Linked DNA regions of Homo sapiens: region 1 is linked to region 2. Evidence: read pairs that join two places in POLR2A ChIA-PET (ENCODE). Cell type or tissue: OCI-LY7. All regions are shown on one strand. Each heading gives the region's core, and the rest is flanking DNA. Links, peaks and the distances in the headings are about the cores only.

What was found. ChIA-PET counts read pairs that join two places held together with the same protein. Peaks named below come from ENCODE experiments on the same cell type or tissue, not always from the same donor. Only the 100,000 strongest peaks of a DNase experiment are listed, where the experiment ranks them.
Region 1: POLR2A ChIA-PET joins it to region 2 with 10 read pairs; 4 of 35 experiments call an interaction of 5 or more read pairs at or near these places.

Annotation. Positions count from the first base shown.
Region 1 is chr1:9,884,141-9,897,288 of GRCh38, reverse strand. The region is part of intron 1 of CTNNBIP1 (catenin beta interacting protein 1); the gene reads left to right. Among named protein-coding and RNA genes, the nearest start is that of CTNNBIP1, 20 kb to the left of the region's middle. RefSeq lists enhancers at 9,908-10,496, 12,572-13,148. In OCI-LY7, for the core only: no CTCF peak of the experiment used is centred there; DNase peaks (open chromatin) are centred at 7,038 and 7,678; H3K27ac peaks cover 687 bases.
Region 2 is chr1:9,711,090-9,719,089 of GRCh38, reverse strand. It overlaps PIK3CD (phosphatidylinositol-4,5-bisphosphate 3-kinase catalytic subunit delta), which reads right to left. Exons shown (of 24, transcript NM_005026.5): 4 at 3,321-3,549; 5 at 3,012-3,241; 6 at 2,471-2,650; 7 at 1,982-2,131; 8 at 1,464-1,553; 9 at 175-396. It overlaps LOC124903839 (a long non-coding RNA gene), which reads left to right and starts at 354. Exons shown (of 2, transcript XR_007065457.1): 1 at 354-420; 2 at 720-987. RefSeq lists enhancers at 1-234, 1-805, 1,782-2,757, 2,758-3,733 and silencers at 1,061-1,130, 7,593-7,793. In OCI-LY7, for the core only: CTCF peaks have their summits at 910, 1,132 (motif pointing right) and 1,580; DNase peaks (open chromatin) are centred at 1,319, 2,929 and 4,739; H3K4me3 peaks cover 2,542 bases; H3K27ac peaks cover 1,750 bases.

The DNA of each region.
Region 1 (13,148 bases), core at 740-8,739, 180 kb before region 2:
TAGAGACGGGGTTTCACCATGTTAGCCAGGATGGTCTCGATCTCCTGACCTCGTGATCCGCCCGCCTCGGCCTCCCAAAGTGCTGGGATTACAGGCCTGAGCCACCGTGCCTGGCCACGTTTTTTGTTTGTTTGTTTGTTTTTGAGACAGAGTCTCGCTTTGTCTCCCAGGCTGGAGTGCAATGCAGTGATGTGATCTTGGCTCATTGCAACTCCTCCTCCCGTGTTCAAGCGATTCTCTTGCCTCAGCCTCCTGAGTAGCTGGGATTACAGGCGCGCGCCACCATGCCCGGCTAATTTTCATTTTTTTTTTTTGTTTGTTTGAGACAGAATCTCACTCTGTCGCCCAGGCTGGAGTGCAGTGGCACGATCTCGGCTCACTGCAACCTTGGCCTCCCGGGTTCCATTGATTCTTCTGCCTCAGCCTCCTGAGTAGCTGGGACTACAGGCACGTGCCACCATGCCTGGCTAATTTCTGTATTTTTAGTAGAAATGGGGTTTCACCATTTTGGCCAGGCTGGTCTCGAACTCCTGACCTCATGATTCGCCCACCTTGGTCTCTCAAAGTGCTGGGATTAAAGGCGTGAGCCGCCGCACCCGGCCAATTTTTGTATTTTTTAGTAGAGACGGGGTTTTACCATGTTAGTCAGGCTGGTCTTGAACTCCTGACCTTGTGATCTGCCCACCTCGGCCTCCCAAAATCCTGGGATTAGAAGCGTGAGCCGCCATGGCCGGCCTAATTTTTATATTTTTAGTAGAGACGGGGTTTCACCATGTTGGCCAGGCTACTCTCGAACTCCTGACCTCAGGTGATCTGCCTGCCTTTGTGTCTCAAAGTGCTGGGATTGCAGGCATGAGCCACTGCACCCGGCTGACTTCTAGGTTTCATTTCATATTTTCTTCTCGCACTGTTTTCTTTGCCTGTGTTTTCGTCTAATACATTCACTCCATGTTTTATACATTAAAACTTTGATCCATATCCAAGGTATCAAAGCCAGCATCACCAGAATTGGGGCAAACTGGCATTATGCACTTCTAGTGGAACACTGATACATCAGATACATAATTTCTTGTGAAAGTGTTTAAGGAACAATTGGCCAAATCCAGATTGTGGAACATCCTAAAGACAAGGGTCCTGGACTCTAAAAAATGTTAATATCCTGATAAACAAAGAAAAGCTGCTAAACCACTCTAGATTAAGTAGGTTGAAGAGCATGGGAACCAAATACAACTGAGATCCTTGATCCAGTCCTGGATTAAACACAAGTGAAGGCCAAATTGAGGGGGAGGGGGAATTGGGGAAATTTGGATATGGGGTGGATATCAAAGATACTACTTGGTCAATATTAAATTCCTTGGGAAGGTCGGGCGTGGTGGCTCACACCTGTAATCCCAGCACTTTTGGAGGCAGAGGCAGGAGGATTGCTTGAGGCCAGGAGTTCAAGACCAGCCTGGGCAACATAGCAAGTCCCATCTCTTAAAAAACAAAACAAGGCCAGGTGCGGTGGCTCATGCCTGTAATCCTAGCACTTTGGGAGGCCAAGGCGGGTGGATCACGAGGTCAGGAGTTCGAGAGACCAGCCTGGCCAACATGGTGAAATCCTGTCTCTACTAAAAATACAAAAAATTAGCTGGGCATGGTGGCGTGCACCTATAGTCCCAGCTGCTCGAGAGACTGAGGCAATGGAATCGCTTGAACCCGGGAGGCGGAGGTTGCAGTGAGCCGAGATCGTGCCACTGCACTCTAGCCTGGCGACAGAGCAAGACTCCATCTCAAAACAAAACAAAACTAGGCTAGGCATGGTGGCTCACGCCTGTAATCCCAGCACTTTGGGAGGCTGAGGCGGGCGGATCACGTGAAGTCAGGAGTTCAAGACCAGCCTGCCCAACATGGCAAAACCCCATCTCAACTGCAATACAAAAATTAGCTGGGCATGGTGGTGGGTGCCTATAATCCCAGCTACTTGGGAGGCTGAGGTGGGAGAATCGCTGGAACCCAGGAGGCGGAGGTTGCAGTGAGTTGCAATTGTGCCATTACATTCCAGCGTGGGTGACAGAGTAAGACTGTCTCAAAAACAAAACAGGCCGGGTGCAGTGGCTCATGCCTGTAATCCCAGCACTTCGGGAGGCCGAGGCGGGCGTATCATGAGGTCAGGAGATCGAGACCATCTTGGCTAACACGGTGAAACCCTGTCTCTACTAAAAATACAAAAAATTAGCAGGGCATGGTGGTGGGCGTCTGTAGTCCCAGCTCCTTGGGAGGCTGAGGCAGGAGAATGGTGTGAACCTGGGAAGCAGAGCTTGCAGTGAGCCGAGATTGCACCACTGCACTCCAGCCTGAGGGACAGAGTGAGACTCTGTCTCAAAAAAAAAAAAAAAAAAAATAGCCAGGCATGGCAGTCACACTTGTGATCCTAGCTAGTCAGGAGGCTGAGGCAGGAGAATCTCTTGAACCCGGGAGGCGGAAATTGCAGTGAGCAGAGATCACACCACTGCACTCCAGCTTGGGTGACAGAGCGAGACTCTGTCTCAAACAAAAAACAAAACTAGCCTGGGCAACATGGTGAAACGCCATTTCTACAAAAACTATAAAAATTAGCTGGGTATAGTGATGCATGCCTGCAGGCCTAGCTATTTGGGAGGCTGAGGTGGGAGGATCGCTTAAGCCTGGGAGGTGGAGGTTGCAGTGAGCTGAGATTGCACCACTACACTCCAGCCTGGGTGACAGGGTGAGACCCTGTCTCACAAAAGAAAAGAAAAAAAAAAAGCAGTCGAGTGTGGTTGTGCACACCTCTAATCCTAGCTACTCAGGAGGCTGAGGGGGGAGGATCACTTGAGCCCTGGATGTTGAGGCTGCAGTGAGCTGTGATCGCACCACTGCACTCCACCCTGTGTGACAGAGCGAGACACTGTTTCAAAAAACAAAACCAAACAAACAAGAATTCCTTGGGGTGTTAATGATATTGTGGTTATGTAGGAGAATGGCCTTAGGAGATCTGTGCTGAGGCATTAGCCAAGTATCATGATCTCTGCAATTGACTTTCAGATGGTTCAGGAAAAGCAGCAGTGTGCGTGTACCTTGACATATACCCACAGCACAGAGCCATAAAACATATATAGCAAAATGTGAACAGTGGGACTCCAGGAGCAAGGTATGTGGATGTTCTTGTACTGTTCTTTTAGCTCTTCCGTGGCTTTGGAATTTTTCAAAAGAAAAAGGTGAGGAGGAAGAAAAAAAAACAACTTTGTTCCATCTGGAATTGATTTTGATTGCAGGTCCTTTGGTTGCCGTGGCCCTCCTGGGTTATTGTCCTGGATTTCTGGTTTCTTTGTCCTTTTACAGCATGTACAATAGTCAGTTTCCCTCTCTCTTAGGAACTTCTTTTTTGGGTGAGTTATTCTTTTTTCGGACTTGGAAGTTTTTATGATTAGTGTCTTTCTGGCAGACTTCAGTGACTTTTCTAGAAGCAGGTAAGACCTAGCATGCTTTGTCCTGTGCGTTGATGCCTTTTTTGGTTTTGTTTTCGTTTTTTAACATTGCATTATGTGCTCCAAGGAAATTTGCAAGGAAGTTTTGTTCTCTGGGACTTAAACAAAGTCTTAATCCTCAGAAATCATCTTAATCATCAAATTAATGTGTCGTGTAATTAACCCTCTTCCAGTGACCCTTGAGATAAGCTTTTTCCTCTCAATGGAGAGTTTTTGCAGGAGGGCAGGTCCTGCTTACATTCTTTGGATATGGGCTTGTAAAGACTCCTGGGTTTCATTTTGTAAAATGTAACAGTCTTGGGTGAGTCGTTGGCCTGGAAAAACTGGAGTCTTTTTGCCAGGGGAGCTCTTAACAGACCAGTTTTGCCAGAAGCTTCTGCTTCCTTTCTGTGGTTTGGTGACTAACAGTTTCGTGGCTTTGGGAAAGGGGATGTCATTACAAATGGGTGATGGTGGTTCGTCTCCTGAGCTAGTTTGCCAGGGTGTGCCCAGATCTGGGTGTTCATGCCTGCGCCCATTGTGACTAGGGACAGTTTCTTGGACACTTTACACTGGCCGCCCCTGTGGCTACTCTCCTGAGCTTGTCTGTGGTGGCTTTAACCTTGAACAAACCCTCCAGGGTTTGTGGGTGGATTCCTATTGTATCAGGTGCTGTATTTTCCCCTCTTCTGGAGCAAGTGCGTCTTTTCTGATCTTCCTTCCCTTCAGCTCCAGCTGCCACTGTCCTTGCCTTCAGACTGGACAAGGCCTTGTGACCCATCAGGAGTTTTTGTCCCGATACCGTTTCCCACAGTAAGTTAATGGGATAAACACATGGGAGATTCTGAAGGGGTCTTTGTTTAAAGCATTGTTGATTTTGATTATTGGCTTGTTAAACATTTGGAGAGGAAGGAAACTGAGTCCTCAACAGCCTCTTAGGGGGAGGTTTCCTCCTTCCTTGGATTATGTTTTGTTCCGAGGTAGCTGGAGGGGAAAGGATCAGGAAGGTCGCCTCCTGCTTAGTAGAGCAGAAGCAATCACCCAAACAAGCAAGCAGTGTGGCTCACGTGATGCGTGGAGCCAGGAACCCTGGCCTCTGTAGCACAGATGGGTGTATTTGCGAAGTAAACAGATACACCTATATCTTTATGCAAATTAACACATACCTTTATGCTGACAGCCTGTTGGAAAGAGGCAGTGGCCTTAAAACTTCTTTTCTTTTTTTTTTTTTGAGACAGTCTCGCTCTGTTGCCCAGGCTGGGGTGCAGTGGTGTGATCATAGCTCACTGCAACCTCAGACTCCTGGGCTCTTGGGATCCTCCCACCTCAGCCTCCCAAGTAACTGGGCCTACAGGTGCAAGCCACTGCACACCCAGCTAATCTTTTTTTTTTTTTTTTTTTAGACGGAGTCTCGCTCTGTCCCCCAGGCTGGAATGCAGTGGCGCGATCTCGGCTCACTCCAAGCTCTGCCTCCCGGGTTCACGCCATTCTCCTGCCTCAGCCTCCCGAGTAGCTGGGACCACAGGCACCCACCACCACGCCTGGCTAATTTTTTGTATTTTTAGTAGAGACGGGGTTTCACCGTGTTAGCCAGGATGGTCTTGATCTCCTGACCTCATGATCCGCCCGCCTCAGCTTCCCAAAGTGCTGGGATTAGAGGCGTGAGCCACCGCGCCCAGGCTGCACCCAGCTAATCTTTTAAAGATTTTTTGTAGAAGCCAGGCTCGGTGGCTCATGTCTATAATGCCAGCACTTTGGGAGGCTGAGGTAGGCAGATCACATGAGGTCAGGATTTTGAGACCAGCCTGGCCAACATGGCAAAACCCTGTCCCTACTAAAAATACAAAATAAAATTAGCTGGACATGGTGGCACGCACCTGTAGTCCCAACTACTCGGGAGGCCGAGGCAGGAGAATCACCTGAGACTGGAAGGCAGAGGTTGCAGTGAAACGAGATTGCGCCACTGCACTCCAGCCTGGGCGACAGAGGGAAAGAGCGAGACCCCATCTCCAAAAAAAAAAAAAAAAAAAAAAAAAAAAATTTAAAGAGATGGGGTCTTACTTTATTGCCCAGGCTGGTTTTGAAGTCCAGGCCTCAAGCAATTCTCCTACCTCAGTCTCCCAAAGTGCTGGGATTACAGGCATTTGCCACTGTGCCCAACAAAACTTATTTTCCGAAGAGTTTGATTGGGAAGCGTTTCCCCAGGAGGCTGCACCTGGGGTCTCTCAGCCAGGTCCTGAGGATGACCATCCCCAGAGCCGGGTGGTGAGGAGGGGGCTGCTTCCGGGGGCACAGTCCTGCAGCCGATCCAATTGATTTAATGACCTAATCCTCACCACAGGAAGCTGGAGGCTTTCCCAGCCCTGGGATTCTGAGGGGATGCAGCAAACTCAGTTCAGGAAGCTTGTTTGTTTGAACCAATTATAGAGGCTTTAATGAGGGAAAGCTATGGAGGGAATGGGGCAAGGGGAGAAGAGCTGGAGAGAGAGGTGCCTGTTGAGAAGATCTGGGTGACCCTCAGGCAATGGGAGGGCCGGGCCATGCCCAGGCCTGCCTCTGAGGATGAGGCTTGTCCTTGTGGGAATGGGGTGGCGTGAACATGTCAGTGTGGTTCAGAGTGAAGGGACCTTATGTACCTTGTGGAGAAACGTGAGTGCCCCCCACCCCCGCCAAAAATAGCACTGTGTCAGTTTTCCCCCTTTCTTCTTGAAGTACTTTTAAATTTCCTAATGTAATTAAAATTTTAAGCTGTGACCCTGCAAAGAGCTGGCATAGCTTTTGACAGCGGGATTGATGGAGCTTCCATAGGTCAAAATTTCCAGTCTGATCGCACTCTCTGGAGGTGACCCGCACTCTCTGGAGGTGACCCATGCTCTCCAGAACCTCTGGGCCAGGCTCCATCCCTGGAATTACTAGGTCTGGAAGTGGTCCCTTCCTGACAGAAATGCAAATTAATTTGCCTTTTGGGGACTTAGTCAGCTTGCTGGGGATCTCTCTGGTGTCCCAGGAGAGAAAAAGCGTTCCTCTACCTCCAGTTGACACAGAGGATCTTTTGATGCCTTTGCTCAGGAAGCTTCCTGCCAGGTGCACAGCCCATGGGGAAGGTCGGTCAGGCCTGGGAGGCCTCATACCCAGGAGTGAGGGGGCGCTTGTACCCATGCAAGAGCTAGGATTCCAGCCCTTCCATTGGCTTATAAATAGAAGAAGGCTCTGGATTCTGCATTAGTAACCCCTCTGGAACCTGCCAGAGGCTGAAGGTAATGAGTCAGACTGAATTAAAGGAAGATCCGTGGCTGGATTTTGTAGGCGTGCTGGTTCCTGACTTCAGGTCTCAGGCTCTGACTTGGCCAGGTTCCAGGGCTCCAGCTGTTCTCTGGGAAGAAAAAAGAACCTCTTTTAAAATTAAGCCGAAAGATGCCTTTCTTTTCTTCTGTCCTTGTCCCCCCACTGTGCAGAGAGAAAACCTCCACCAGCACGTCCCCTTGGTTAGAACAGTAGAGCCTGAAGACATAGCCCAGGATCTTCAGTGTTCTGGGGCAGCCAAGGAAACTTCCTCAGGCTCCACATGCCTTCCTGTTTGCATTGTTTTCAGCTGAATTTCAAGAGGCTGTCAGAGCAGGCCTGCCAGGTACTCTTGCCTCTGTAAAAAGGTGGGTTTCACTCAATTCAGGACTGGAGAGACAACGAGATCTGGGCCAGAATCACAAGGATAAATATTTTAAACCAGAAGATGTAAACAGATGCCTCATGCCAATCCAGTTATAGGAACATGCAGGTTCCTCCAGCTCCTTGGTGTGTTAGGATTATCTGAAGTGAGGCCATGCAAAGGCTGGGGGGCACTTCCTTCATGGTTCCCATTCACTTCACCACTCGAGGAGCCCCAGTTGTGGCTAGCAGTGGTGTCTCACCTGTCCAGATTCTTCAGCACAGAGCCTTACAAGTTTTTCTAGGGTCCACAAAAATATTGGCCATGTGGGAAAAAAATATATCACTCCCTCTACTCTTGTGAGTTACGTGAGGATTACATTTAATAAGAGATGTGGGTTTGTTTTAGTATGTCTCTGAGAATAAGGTTCCCTGGGGCCTATAAAGGCCTTAAAACCACCCCCGGTCTGTCCTCAAAGAGCTTCCAGTCTGGTGGTGAACATTTCTCAGATATCCAGGTACAGTGTTGGGGCGGTGATGCGAGAAGAGGAAATGCAGGCGGATGTGCAGACACAGGCCTCGAGGCAGCCCAGAGAAGGTGTTGTAGAGCAGAGAACATCTGTGAGGCTTGGTCTCAGGAATCAGGGAGGGAAGGAAGTTCTAGGTGGAAAGCATAGCAGATGCAGAGGCCCAGAGATGTGGAGGGAGCCTGGTGCAATCGGCAGCTCCGAGATGGCCCCCTAGTAGGGCTTCTCACTCAGCTCTCCAGACGTGGGGCTGGATAATTATTGGTGGTGGGCACTGATCCTGGCCTCTACCCAGCAGGACCCTACTAGTCGTGACAATCAAAAATGTCTCTAGATATTGCCACATTTCTGCCGTGGGGCAGAATCGCCCCCATTGAGAGCCACGGCTGTAGAGGGAATATGAGGGTAAGCTTGGATCTGACCGCCTGCCTCAGTGCGTGGGAGGGACAGAAGGAGCCCTTTCTTTTTGCTTCCTGTCCAGCGTGCAGGTCCTGGGGAAGCTGTCTCCAGGCAGGTTTGTGCCTGTGCTGGAGCACTTTGGTGTGTGTGGCATGCCTGCTGGTGGCCTGCAGAGCTTGCTCTGAACAGGAGCCCCTTCATAGAAAGGAGGATGCCCCAGTGGTTCCAGGCGCCTCCCTCCCAGCCTGGTTGCCGTGTCAGTACCTTTCCTGCAGTAGGTAGGCGGCTCAGCTGGGTGCAGCATTGCATTCTGGCCATTGCGGGGCTGTATTGAATGAGGTCAGGTGGATTTGATTTAAATGCTCCCAGAACCTTCCGAAAGGGCCTTCATCAGAGAGCTCTGGACCTGGAACAGCGTGCACGGCACTGCTGTGAAGGGGACAGGCGGGCTACTCTGATCTCGGAGTGTGCATAGGGCAAACTGTTGAGAATTCCAGAATCACTCCCACGGCAGCAGACCTGTAGCCAGAGAGGAAAGGGTCCTCCTGCATTTGGGCTTCATGGCTGCCCCCACTGGAGGAGGGCTAGCTGTGGCTAACATGGGGTGGTCTGGGATGCGATGCAGATGGCACTGTGTGTAGACAGATGCAGGGCCTCTCCCCATCGCCTTACATTACCATTTCTTAATTTTTTTTTTTTTTGAGGCAGTCTTGCTCTGTCACCCAGGCTGGAGTGCAGTGGCGCGATCTCGGCTCACTGCAGTCTCTGCCTCCTGGGCTCAAGCGATTCTCCTGCCTCAGCCTCACACCCAGCTAATTTTTGGTATTTTTTAGTAGAGACGGGGTTTCACCATGTTTGCCAGGCTGGTCTTGAACTCCTGACCTCAGGTGATCCGCGCACCTCAGCCTCCCAAAGTGCTGGGATTACAGGCATGAGCCACCGCGCCCGGCCACCATGCCCAGCTTTTAAATTTTTTTTTTTATTTTTTGTAGAGATGGGGTTTCACCTTGTTGCCCAGGCTCAAACTCCTGGCCTCAAGTGATACTCCCACCTCAGCCTCCCAAAGCGTTGGGATTACAGGCATGAGCCACTGTGCCCAGACCATATTTTCTTTTTAAAAATTAATTAGCGGGGTGTGGTGGCTCATGCCTGTAATTCCAGCACTTTGGGAGGCTGAGGCAGGTGGATCACTTGAGGTTAGGATTTCAAGACCAGCCTAGCCAACATGGTGAAACCCCGTCTTTACTAAGAATACAAAAATTAGCTGGGTGTGGTGGTGGGTGCCTGTAATCCCAGCTATTAGGAGGCTGAGGCAGGATAATCACTTGAACCCGGGAGGCGGAGGTTGCAGTGAGCTGAGATCGCACCACTGCACTCCAGCCTGGGTGACGGTGTGAGACTCCATCTCAAAAATAATTAATTAATTTCTATTGGTATATAATAATTGTAAGCCTTATTTTCGAATTAATCTCTGATTGGCAGTGGGTTGGACTCTAGCCGTTTTTCTTTTTCCTGTAAGGTGGATTTTTCTTTTTCTTTTTTTTTTCTTGAGACGGAATCTTGCTCTTTTGCCAGGTTGGAGTGCAGTGGCGAGATCTCAGCTCACTGCAACCTCTGCCTCCTGGGTTCAAGCAATTCTCTTGCCTCAGCCTCCCGAGTAGCTGGGATTACAGGCGTGTGCCACCATGCCCAGCTAATTTTTGTAATTTTAGTAGAGACAGGGTTTTACTATGTTGGCGATCTCTTGACCTCCTGATCTGCCCGCCTCCACCTTCCAAAGTGCTGGGGTTACAGGCGTGAGCCACTGTGCCCGGCCCACATTTTTCTTTTAATTTCAGTTAAAATGGATAATGCGTCTGTCAACTCCTGAGCCAGAAGGGGCTGTTAGGAGAGAGGGAAAGCATGGCCTTGGATCCAGGCTTACCACTTATTACTCCATGGCCTCAGGCAGGTTACTTACCTTCTCTGAGCCTCAGTTTTGTCATCCATAAAATGGGAATAATTCCTACCTTGCAGGCTTGTGAGGGCTGACTGACTCTGCCACTCTGTGCCTGGACTTAGAAAATGCTGTGGTGACAACAGTAATTATTCTTCGGTAGCATCACCTGGCTTCAGGGAGCAGGAAGGAGCTTTGCATCAGGTTTGAATTGGGGTTGGTGACCTCAAGACACATTCCCCATCCCAGGCTTATCCCCTAAGAATGGGGCTGTGGCCTGCAAATGCCATGCCTCACTAGGAGGCCTGTTTTGTCCTAGCTCTGCTGGTGGAGTGCGGTTCGGGAATACCGAGCGTGGCTGTGGATGGAGGAGGCTGCAACGTGGAATATATTAATTAAGGCGGTTGCTCCTGAGGCCTGAGAGTCTGGGAGGTTGTTGCAGTTTAATTACTGAGAGTGGAGCGTGTGGAAATTCCCTCTGGCACTCCCTTTTTTGATGTCGCTAGAGGACCTGAGGTGCTACCTTGTGTGGGACTCTAGCAGGAGCTGCGGCAGGCCTCTGCCCCCCGTCCCCCTCGCTGGCTCAGAGTGACTTTTTACCCAGGTACTTGTATACTGGAGAGCAACAGGGCAGAGCGGTTGAGACCTTGAACAATCTGGGTTCCATCCTGCTCCGATGTGGACTAGCTGGGCCATGACAGGTGAGTTATGTCACCTCTGTGCACCATGGCATGCCCATTTGTAAAGCCCTGTAGGGACGTGTGTGGCGAAGACTGAATGATTCACTTACCTGAGAGTTGCCAATGGTGCAAGGCACAGAGTAAGCCAGAGTACGTGTCAGCTGCTTCTTTAAAGCAGTGCTCTCGACCTGGCAATTTTGTCCCCTACGGGACACATGGCAACGTCAGAAGATATATTCGATTCGATTGTCACAACTGGAGGGGGGCTGCTACTGGCATCTAGTGGGTGGAGGCCAGGAATGCCTCTCAGCTTCTGCAATGTGCAGACAGCCCTCCAGCAGAAACGCACCCAGTCTGAAATGTCAGCGGCACCCTGCTGAGAAGTGTTCCCAGTGATTCGGGGCAGCACTCAGACTGTGGAAGCAAGGTCCCCTCCCGCCTCTCTGTCCCTTATCATTCCTCTGAGCCAGCTGGGGACTGACGGGCAGCTGGGAGAGAAGAGGCGAGAAGCTGAGGGTATTAAAAGCCTTTGAATTCTTACTGTTTATTTTTACTCCCATCCCCCATACTGTAACAAAAAGCATTTACTTACATGGTCTGTGTCATTTTCTTATCTCATTAGTATAGTAACTAGAATTTATTGAGCCTTTGCTGTATACCAGGCACTCACTGGGCCAAGTGCTTTTTTTTTTTTTTTTCCTCAAGATGGAGTTTCACTCTTGTTGCCCAGGCTGGAGTGCAATGGCACAATCTTGGCTCACCACAACCTCTGCCTCCCAGATTCAAGCGATTCTCCTGCCTCAGCCTCCCAAGTACAGGCATGCACTACCAACACGGCTAATTTTGTATTTTTAGTAGAGACAGGGTTTCTCCATGTTGGTCAGGCTGGTCTTGAACTCCCAACCTCAGGTGATCCACCCGCCTTGGCCTCCCAAAGTTCTGGGATTACAGGTCTGAGCCACCGCACCTGTCCTCTTTTTTTTTTTTTTTAGAGACAGGGTCTTGCCCTGTCACCTAGGCTGGAGTTTAGTGGCATGATCACTGCTCACTGCAGCCTTGATTTTCCAGGCTCAAGCGATCCTCCCACCTCAGCCTCCAGAATAACTGTGACTGCAAGTGCACGCCACCACACCTAGCTAACTTTTGTATTTTTTGTAGAGACGGAGTCTCATTATGTGCCCAGGCTTCAAGTGCTTTCTTTGCATGTTATCTCATTTTCACAACCTGCCCTTGAGGTAGGTGCTGTTATCACCCCCTTTCTACAGAAAAGGAAACAAAGGCTCAGAGATGGAAAAACCTCTTAAAGTCTAAAATTCAGCTCGTGATTGTCCCCCAAAATTGTTCCACTTGCTTCTCCCCATCTCAATTGATAGGAATGTCGACCTTCAGCCACTTAGACTGAAAACCCGGGAGCCGTCACCATTGCCCCCACATCCCACAGTGCGCTCCCTGTTGTCTGCCTGTGCCACGAGTCCCCAGCTGGCTGCCTTGAACCCTCACCCTCTGCTGCTGCCCTCTCACCTGAGACACCAGCAGATCTGCCTGGATTCCTGCCACGGCCTCTACTCTGGCCCTGGGCCTGTCTCCATTCAACAGTCAGGTGGTCCTGCTGGACCCCGAGTCAGACCAGCCATTCCTCTGCTCCCAGCTCCCAGCTGCCCTTGTGACACAGGCCCTGTCCCCTCTTCTGCCTGGGCCTGTTCCACCGCAGCCCCACCCCAGTGCTGGCCTGCAGCCGCCCCTGTGCCCCCACCATAGGGCCTCTGTCCAGCTCTGCTCCCCAACTCCCTCCCTCACTGTCTTCCCGTCTTTGCTCAGGAAGGGCCCGCTGCCCACCCTCACACTCCTGTTCCCACTCACCCGCGGGTTGGCCCCAGCACCTGTCTTTTTCCTGTGTGCTAAGGATTTCCCCATCACTCGTGTTTTATTGTCTGCCCTCCCCTCTCTCTAGGATGTACATACGCATTTGGGGCTGGTTTTTCTCTGATGTGTTCCAATTCATAGCAAATGCTTCTCATCCTCCCATGACAGCACCTTCCTCTTCCTCAGGGTTCCTTGGGCAGCTGACTCTGAACTGGTGACCAGGTCCCCTTGGCTCCCACACCTTGTCCTGGTTGTGACCTGCTAGATAGAAGCTTTGCCTGTGGGTCCGGGTGGCTCTGGGCAGCCTGAGTCTTCCTTTCAGATCCTGATTTCTGTTGGGAGGCCTGGGGCTGGGCAGCTCTCGGGGATTAAGGCCTGGCTGTCTTCCCTCCTCCCTTGAGCTGTGGGGTCTACAATGGTGCTCTCTTCCTCCCCAGACTGCCCTGCCCCAAGGGCTGCCATGGCCCCTGGTGAAAGCCTGGCTGGCTGCTGGCTGATCTCTCCCTCCCTGCTGTGGGCTGGGGAGTGTGCCTGGAGCCATTCCCAGGAAAGGGCATCCAGTTAACTGAGCTTAGCTGGTCCTCCCCTCTGGCCCAGTCCCGTCGCCCCCACTCACTGCCCAGCAGCTGTT
Region 2 (8,000 bases), core at 1-8,000:
GAGCAGGGCTGGTGGCCAGACTAGGGTGGGTGAGGAGGCTGGGGTCCACAAGCAATCCCAGGACCCCCATCCCCAGGCTGCGTGCTTGCCGGGAGGAGAGTGGTGAGTGGCCCAGCAAGGGGCTGTACTGGCTCTCCGGGGTCTGCACCCCTCCCAGCCGGCCCTGGGACCCACCGCCTTCTTGGACTTCTTCTTGGTGGAGCGAGCCTTCTTGGCTTTCTCGATCACGGCGTACAGCGCAAAGCAGAGACGGGCCATGCGGGGCAGGTCGCAGATGTTGATGTCGAACTCCAGCCGCTGCTTCCACACGGGCTCCGAGCACACGCTCACCTCCGAGCTGGACACCGTCTTGCACAGCATCTCGTTGCCGTGGAAAAGCCCGGCCTGCACCACCAGCTGTAGAAGGTGCCGGGATGATGGGTGAGGAGGCAGAGGCCCAGCCCCTCTCCCCTCCCCCTTAAGGTGTCAGTCTCCCCCTTGAATGTCCTCAGGTGGGTCTGAACTCTACTTCCCACACGAAGGAAGGTGGTGCAGCACAGGGAAGGCCTGAGGGGCATGAGCGGCCCTGGGGTGAGGGAGGGTACCACGGGCTGTGCATGGGTGCCCTGTCTCAGCTACCCCAACTCTGGGGACCTCGGGGCATGTCCATTCCCCACTCCAGGCCTCAGTTTCCCCATCAGGGATCAAGAACTTCAGGGACCCTTGCTCTAACATCCTAGGGCTCCCTGGACTTCTCAGATTCCTATGAGCCCATGTGGGTGGGGAAGGACTTTTCCTGCCACCTGATGTCCGGCCCCTTCCAATTCCACCTGACACCACCACCCTGGAAGTCCCTCTGATCCAGTCCCCCTCGATTCCTGCCAGTGGAACCCAGACCTGCCCTGCTTATACGATTTCCCCAGTGAAACACACTCCAGGCAGGAGGGCCAACCTCTGAGGACTCAGGTATCATGTCCAGCAAACAGGACAATAAAGCCCATGACTGCAGGCTGTTGCGATGGAGCGTGTGAAAGTGTTAAGAGACAACAGGGAGGTGGGCTCAGCCCCTAGAGGTTGAGGCAGGTGCAGCCCTCACAGGCTGCAGGCACCGCCCTGGTGCCTCCAGGGAGCACCACAGCCCCCAGCCCAGCTGGACCCAGCCCCTCTTCCATGCCCGGCCCTTCCCCCAGCTCTGCGGTCCCGGATCCCTGGGCTGAACCTGGCCCCATAACCTCCACCAAAGTCAAATACCCAGAACGCTGCTTGGCCCAAGTTTCTACGAATCAGCCTCCAGGGCCGGCTGGCCCACCCCCTCCCCACTTCCTGTTTTCAAGCCGCTCACAGCGCCCCAGGCAGGGATGCTGGGTAATGTGGTCAGGTGGCTTTCATGTGATCCCCCTCCTTCCTCTGCTACCCCTCCAGGATACAGCCACCTTGTTTGTGCAAAAAAACAGTGTCTCTCCCACCTATCCCAGGAGCCCCACCTTCATCCGCTCGTCGGCGTTCACTTTGCTGCCCTGGATGAGCTCGATGCGGAACGGCTGCTCCAGGGACCACAGGGACACAGAGGAAGGCTGGGGGCCGGGGAAGCAGGGCTGTTAACACGGCTCAAAGTGCAGCTTGTCTCCCTGGCCTATGGTGAGGCCCGTGACCACTTGGGGGCGGGTGAGAGGGTCACAGGTTTGCGGCCAGGTTTGGGCCTGTCCACAATGCTATCCTTTCCCAGAAAACCTGCCATGCGGGCTCCCCAGGGGGCCCCAACACCCCTGAGCTCTGCAGAGGGGAAGGGCAGCCGGTGAGCCAGGCATGGGGCTGCCCCCCACCCACGGCAGTCCCACAGGCCCCCAGCCCAGGACGCTGGTCAGCTGTGTTGGCTTCCCCAGCTCAAAGCCCCAGCTCTCCATACCAAGGGCCCCTGGACCCATGGCCAGTAGCACATGGAGTTGGACGCCAGGTGGAAAGAAGGGGTGGCTCAGAGGGGAGGCGGAAGGCGCCATCTCACCTTCTTCGCAGGAATGGGAGGTGGTTTGGCACGCGGTTTCTGGACCTGGGGGGCAGGGTTGCTCTGCTCATCCCGCATGGCGAGGATGGAGGAGGAATGGACCATGGTCAGGTGAGGGGTCAACCCACTGTGCAGGCAGCTGCAGATGTACTGAGACGGGGTGCAGGGTGAGCGGCTGGTGGGGCGGCCCCAACCACTCCCTGGACACCAGGATTCCCAGGACCCCCCAAGCTGCCCACTGCCTGTCCTAGGCCTTGGGAGAGGGGAGGGCTTCCTGCTGGTTTTTCCTGCCCCACCTCCACCTCCCAAGACGGAGCCCCTCCTTGTGCTCTCAGAGAGGGCCAGCCCTACCAGGGGATGCTCTGGCGGTGACCCAAAGGCCTGGCTCGGCAGGCTCAAGGTGCGCCCAAATGTCAGCTCCCCGACTCCCACCCAGGCCCTATCCAGGGCGTTGGGAGCCCAGAGTGCAGAGGGCCTCAGCGGCCTCACCTGGAACTGGCAGAGCGGGTAGCTGCCATACAGGTACTCATGCCTGCCGTTCACCTGCAGCGTGTAGTCTTCCGGCTGCTCCACCAGCGGCTGCCGGAACACTGTGGCCTTCTTCCGCAGGGCACAGGCCATCAGCGCCAGCGGCACGTCCTTGGTGGACACCTGGAAGGTGAAGCTCTCCTGTGGGGAGGAGGGAGGTCAGTCCTCTGCCCTCGAGGCCCCCCGGGGTTCTGGGGCACAGGGCAGGGTTGCCTATTTGCCCCCAAGGGTAGGGTCTGGGGAGTTCACAAATGACACTGGGAAATATTTGTTCAAAGAATGAACAAACTGATGCCCAATGCCCCACGCCACTTGGTTATCCTGCCACGTTGAGCTTGCCTGGGGGGACGTTCAGTTGAGCCCCACACATGCACAGACACCTGGCAAACACCATCTGATGCCACTGGGGGAGGGGGGCTTGCGGATGACTGAGGAGTTTCACAGAGGAAGTGCTCCCCATGGACAGAGCAGCCTGGATGCCGCAGGCCACGCATGGGCTCACCTCGCTGCCCTCAAACTTAACGTTGACCAGAAGGGCCCGGTTCGGGAGCCGCAGGGTACCAGGCCCCCAGGTTTGAGCCGAGGGCTCCAGCTGCAGGGGGAAACTGTACTGCAGCCAGGCCTCCCAGCCCAGCTGCTGCCGGCGGGCGGCCGCCTCCTCGCAGAATTGGCACATCTTGGCGCGAAAGTCGTTCACTTCTGGGTCGCACAAGGAGTCAAACTCGTGGAGGCCTGCGGGGTGGGGAGGGCTGGGTCAGCGGGTGGGGCAGGCAGGGCCAGCCCGGCCACACGGCCCACTCGGCAGAGCTACCTTTGCCGATGAGGAGGCTGATCTGTGAGTTGATGAGCTTCTTCACGCGGTCGCCCTCACGGGCCACCAGGCGCAGGACGGGCAGGAAGGGCTGCACGTCACACAGACGCCGTTGCTCGTCCTCCAGCTCTTGCTGCTCCGCTGTCTGGTTGATGCAGGTGAACACATAGGCCTCGGGGCCACTGAGCATGTGGAAGAGCGGCTCATACTGGGCGCGGTGCCACAGCAGCTGGAGGGACAGTCACCGGTCAGCCCCTCCACCCAAGGCAGCCACTGGGAGGTGGGAGGCTGAGGGAGGGTGGAGAGCTGGCCTCCAGCCTGGGGGTCCAAACCTCCCAGAGGGCAGAGGCAGACCCCAAGATCTGCACTCTCTGCAGCCCCCTGGGTGCTGACCATGGGTGGACAGGCTTCTCCACTGATGCCCTTCTGTGGGGGCACCTGGGAGGTGCTGGGATCTGGGGCTGGCACCACGTCCTACAGGCTCCCCTCCCAGAGTGCAGGACCACCCTAGGTCACTCCAGAGACGGGGGGCCATGACCTTCATGCAGCCCAGCTAACTGTCCTGGAGTTCTTCACCTATTTATTTTATTTTTGAGATGGAGTCCCACTCTGTCGCCCAGGTTGGAGTGCAGTGGCGCAATCCTGGCTCACTGCAACCTCTGCTTCCCAGGTTCAAGTGATTCTCTTGCCTCAGCCTCCCGAGTAGCTGGGATTATAGGCATGCACCACCATGCCTGGCTAAATTTTTTGTATTTTTTTTTAGTAGAGATGGGGTTTCGCTACATTGGCCAAGCTGGTCTCAAACTCCTGACCTCAGGTGATCCACCCACCTCGGCCTCCCAAAGTGCTGGGATTACAGGTGTGAGCCACTGCGCCTGGCAACCCTGATTTTTAAATGTTGGCAACGAACTCAGAAATATTTAACACAGCAAGGGGGCCCAAAGAGAATTCTCCATGGAGTGTGTGCCCTGGGGTGACGGGCCTCCAGCCCTCCCACAGCAACAAGCAGTTGAAAGGTGTTCACCACTGAGTCACAAAGAAGACGGGAAAGGAGGAAAGTTCCCAGTGTTGCTACAAAGGGCAACGGCTAACTATGGTCTGTCAAGCAGTGGGATGGCGCCAAGCTGTGACAGTCTAGGGACTGTCAAGCAGCTCTATGTGCCCGGCCTGGAGGGGTCCAAGGTGTGTCATTAAGTGAGGGGAAAACCCCAAGATACAGAGCAGCAGGTGTGGGTCAAGCCCATTTCCATTAAAAAACAAACAAAAAAACCCCTAATAAACATATCAATTAACATAGACCAGGGGTGAGCAAACCACCCTTTTCCTGGCTAAATCCACCTGCCACCTGGTTAACCCCAAAAAGCCACGCCTCTTCATTTACATATCACTCAGGGCTGCTCCTGTCCTATGGTGGCGGGACTGAATCATCGCAACAGATAACAGAGCCAGCCAGCAACTGCTAAAATATTTACTATCTGGCCCCTGGGATAAATACAAATATGAAGAATTGGGACCAAATCGAGATGTGTATGCTTTGCCTCTGCACTGTTTGAATTTTAATAACCCACATGCACAGCTCTGTAAATGGAAAAATAAGACTGATTTAAAATGACATCTAGGTCAGGTGCGGTGGCTTACTCCTGTAATCCCAATACTTTGGGAGGCTGAGGTGGGAGGATCACTTGAGCACAGGAGTTCACGGCCAGCCTGGGCAACATAATAAGACTCCATCTCTACAAAAAATAAAAAATTAGTTGGTTATGGTGGCATGCACCTGTAGTCCCAGCTACTCAGGAGGCTGAGATGGGGGAATCATTTGAGCCCAGGAGGTTGAGGCTGCCATGAGCTGTGATCATGCCACTGCACTACAGCCTGGATGACAGAGCAAGACCCTGTCTCAAAAAAAAAAAAAAAAAGTATAAAAATAAAAAACTAAAATGCTATCTATAGCTTGGGCAACATGGCAAGGTCCACCGTTACAAAAATAATAATAATAATAATAAAAAATAAAATTAGCCAGGCATGGTGGTGCATGCCTGTAGTCCCAGCTACTCAGTAGGCTAAGATGGGAAGATCGCTTGGGCCCAGGATGTCAAGGCTGCAGAGAGCTAGGATTATGCCACTGCATTCCAGCCTGTGCAACAAAGTGAGACCATTCTCAAGCAAAATAAAATACAATGGTATCTATATAAAGTTAATAACATGAATAAAATGTTATACCGTTAACTCAGAAAAAAAGATATGAAAGGTCATAATCAGAATTATTACAAAAAAAACACTGTACATAGAGGAGAAAACAGGCAATAGCCAAAGTATTCACTGTGGTTTTCTCATATGGCTGGATCAGAGGTAATTTTTTTCCTTTTTCTACTTTTCCTACATTTATTTTTTGTGTTTGTTTTTGTCTGTTTGTTTGCTTGTTTATTTTACAGACGGGGTTTCACTCTGTCACCCAGGCTGGAGTGCAGTGGCAAATCATGGCTCACTGCAGCCTCAAACTCCCAGGCTCAAGTGATCCTCCTGCCTCAGCTTCCTGAGTAGCTAGGATCACAGGCACATGCCACCACACAGGCTGATTTTTTTTTGAGACAGAGTTTCGCTCTTGTCGCCCAGGCTGGAATGCAATGGCCCACATCTCAGTTCACTGCAACCTCCACCTCCCAGGTTCAAGCAATTCTTCGGCCTCAGCCTCCCGAGTAGCTGGGATTACAGGCATCTACCACCACACCTGGCTAATTTTTTGTATTTTCAGTAGAGATGGGGATTCACCTTGTTGGCCAGGCTGGTCTCAAACTCCTGACCTCAGGTGACCTACCCGCTTCCGCCTCCCAAAGTGCTGATAAGAGACGTGAGCCACCATGCTTGGCCCTGGCTAATTTTTTTATTTTTCATTTTCTGTAGAGACAGGGTTTTGTCATGTTACCCAGGCTGGTCTCGAACTCCTGGGCTCAAGCAATTCTCCTGCCTCAGCCTCCCAAAGTTCTGGGATTATAGGCATGAGCCACCATGCCAGGCCTTTTCCTAAATTGTAATGTGTCCATATTACTCTTCCAATGGAAGGAAAAAGAAACTTAATTTTTAAAGACATCTTCCAGGAAGAGAAGAAGAAAAAACTCTCAAAGATGATCCATTACTTCTTTCGTATTTTTTCCCTGCTCCCAATTATAGCTTTTAAAATTCTGGGATAAGGGCCGGGTGCCATGGCTCACGGCTGTAATCCCAGCACTAAGGGAGGCCAAGGTGGGCAGATCACTTGAGGTCAGGAGTTCGAGACCAGCCTGGCCAACATGGTGAAACCCCGTCTCTACTAAAAATACAAAAATTAGCCGGGCGTGGTGGCACGTGCCTGTAGTCCCAGCTACTTGGGAAGATGAGGCAGGAGAATTGCTTGAACCTGGGAGGCGGAGGTTGCAGTGAGCCAAGATCACACCACTGCACTCCAGCTTGGGCAACAGAGTGAACCCTGTCTCAAAAAATAAAAATAAATAAAAATAAAATAAAATTCTGGGATAAGGTCCTGCCCTCCCACAGCCCAAGGCATGATCCCTCAAGTCCCATGCTTAGTAAGGGGCACAAGCCCTTTAGAAGGTCACAAGACAATATCCACCAAATATTGTCTACATATTTAATCCTTTGACTCAGTAGTCCATCCTGAATATTATTCAACAAACCAAAATCTCTTTCCAAAGATGCTGTTTACAAAAAATTAGCCGGGCGTGGTGGTGGGCGCCTGTAGTCCCAGCTACTCGGGAGGCTGAGGCAGGAGAATGGTGTGAACCTGGGAGGTGGAGCTTGCAGCGAGCCGAGATGGCGCCACTGCACTCCAGCCTGGGCGACAGAGCGGGACTCCATCTCAAAAAAAAAAAGAAAAAGAGATGTTGTTTACTATGGCAACAGCTTTAAAGACAAAAGACCTGTAAACCACTTAGGCAGCCATGGATGGAGTGTGGTTTCAAAAATGAAAGGCACATTCTAGCCTGGGCAACATGGTGAAACCCCATCTCCACAAAAAATACAGACACGAAAAATTAGTTGGGCTTGATGGCACGTGCCTGTAGTCCCAGCTACTCAGGAGGCTGAGGTAAGAGGCTCACCTAAGCCTGGGGAGATTGAGGCTGCAGTGAGCTGTGATCGCACTACTGCACTCCAGGCTGGGCAACAGAGTGAGACCCCATCTCAAAAAAAAAAATGATGACACAGTCATGAATAGGATGAAAGCCCACCGTGGGAGGCAGCCCCTAATCTCATCTAGTCATGAATAATTGGATAACTGAGTAGAGGGAAACATACACTGTGAAATGGGGAAAGCTGAAATTGGAATAATTGGACGCAACCACAAGTCTTTCAACAACTCATGGACGTGATTTATCTTTTGGGTCGGGCGCGGTGACTCACACCTGTAATTCCAACACTTTAAGAGGCCGAAGCGGGTGGATCACTTGAGCTCAGGAGTTCAAGACCAGCCAGGCCAACATGGCATAACCCCATCTCTACTAAAAAACACAAAAATTAGCCAGGTGTGGTGGTGCACGCCTATAGTCCCAGCTACTCAGGAGGCTGAGGCACGAGAACTGCTTGAGCCTGGGAGGCAGAGGTTGTAGTCACCTGAGATCATGCCACTGCACTCCAGCCTAGGTGACAGAGCGAGATTGTCTCAAAAAACAAAAACCAAAAAAACCA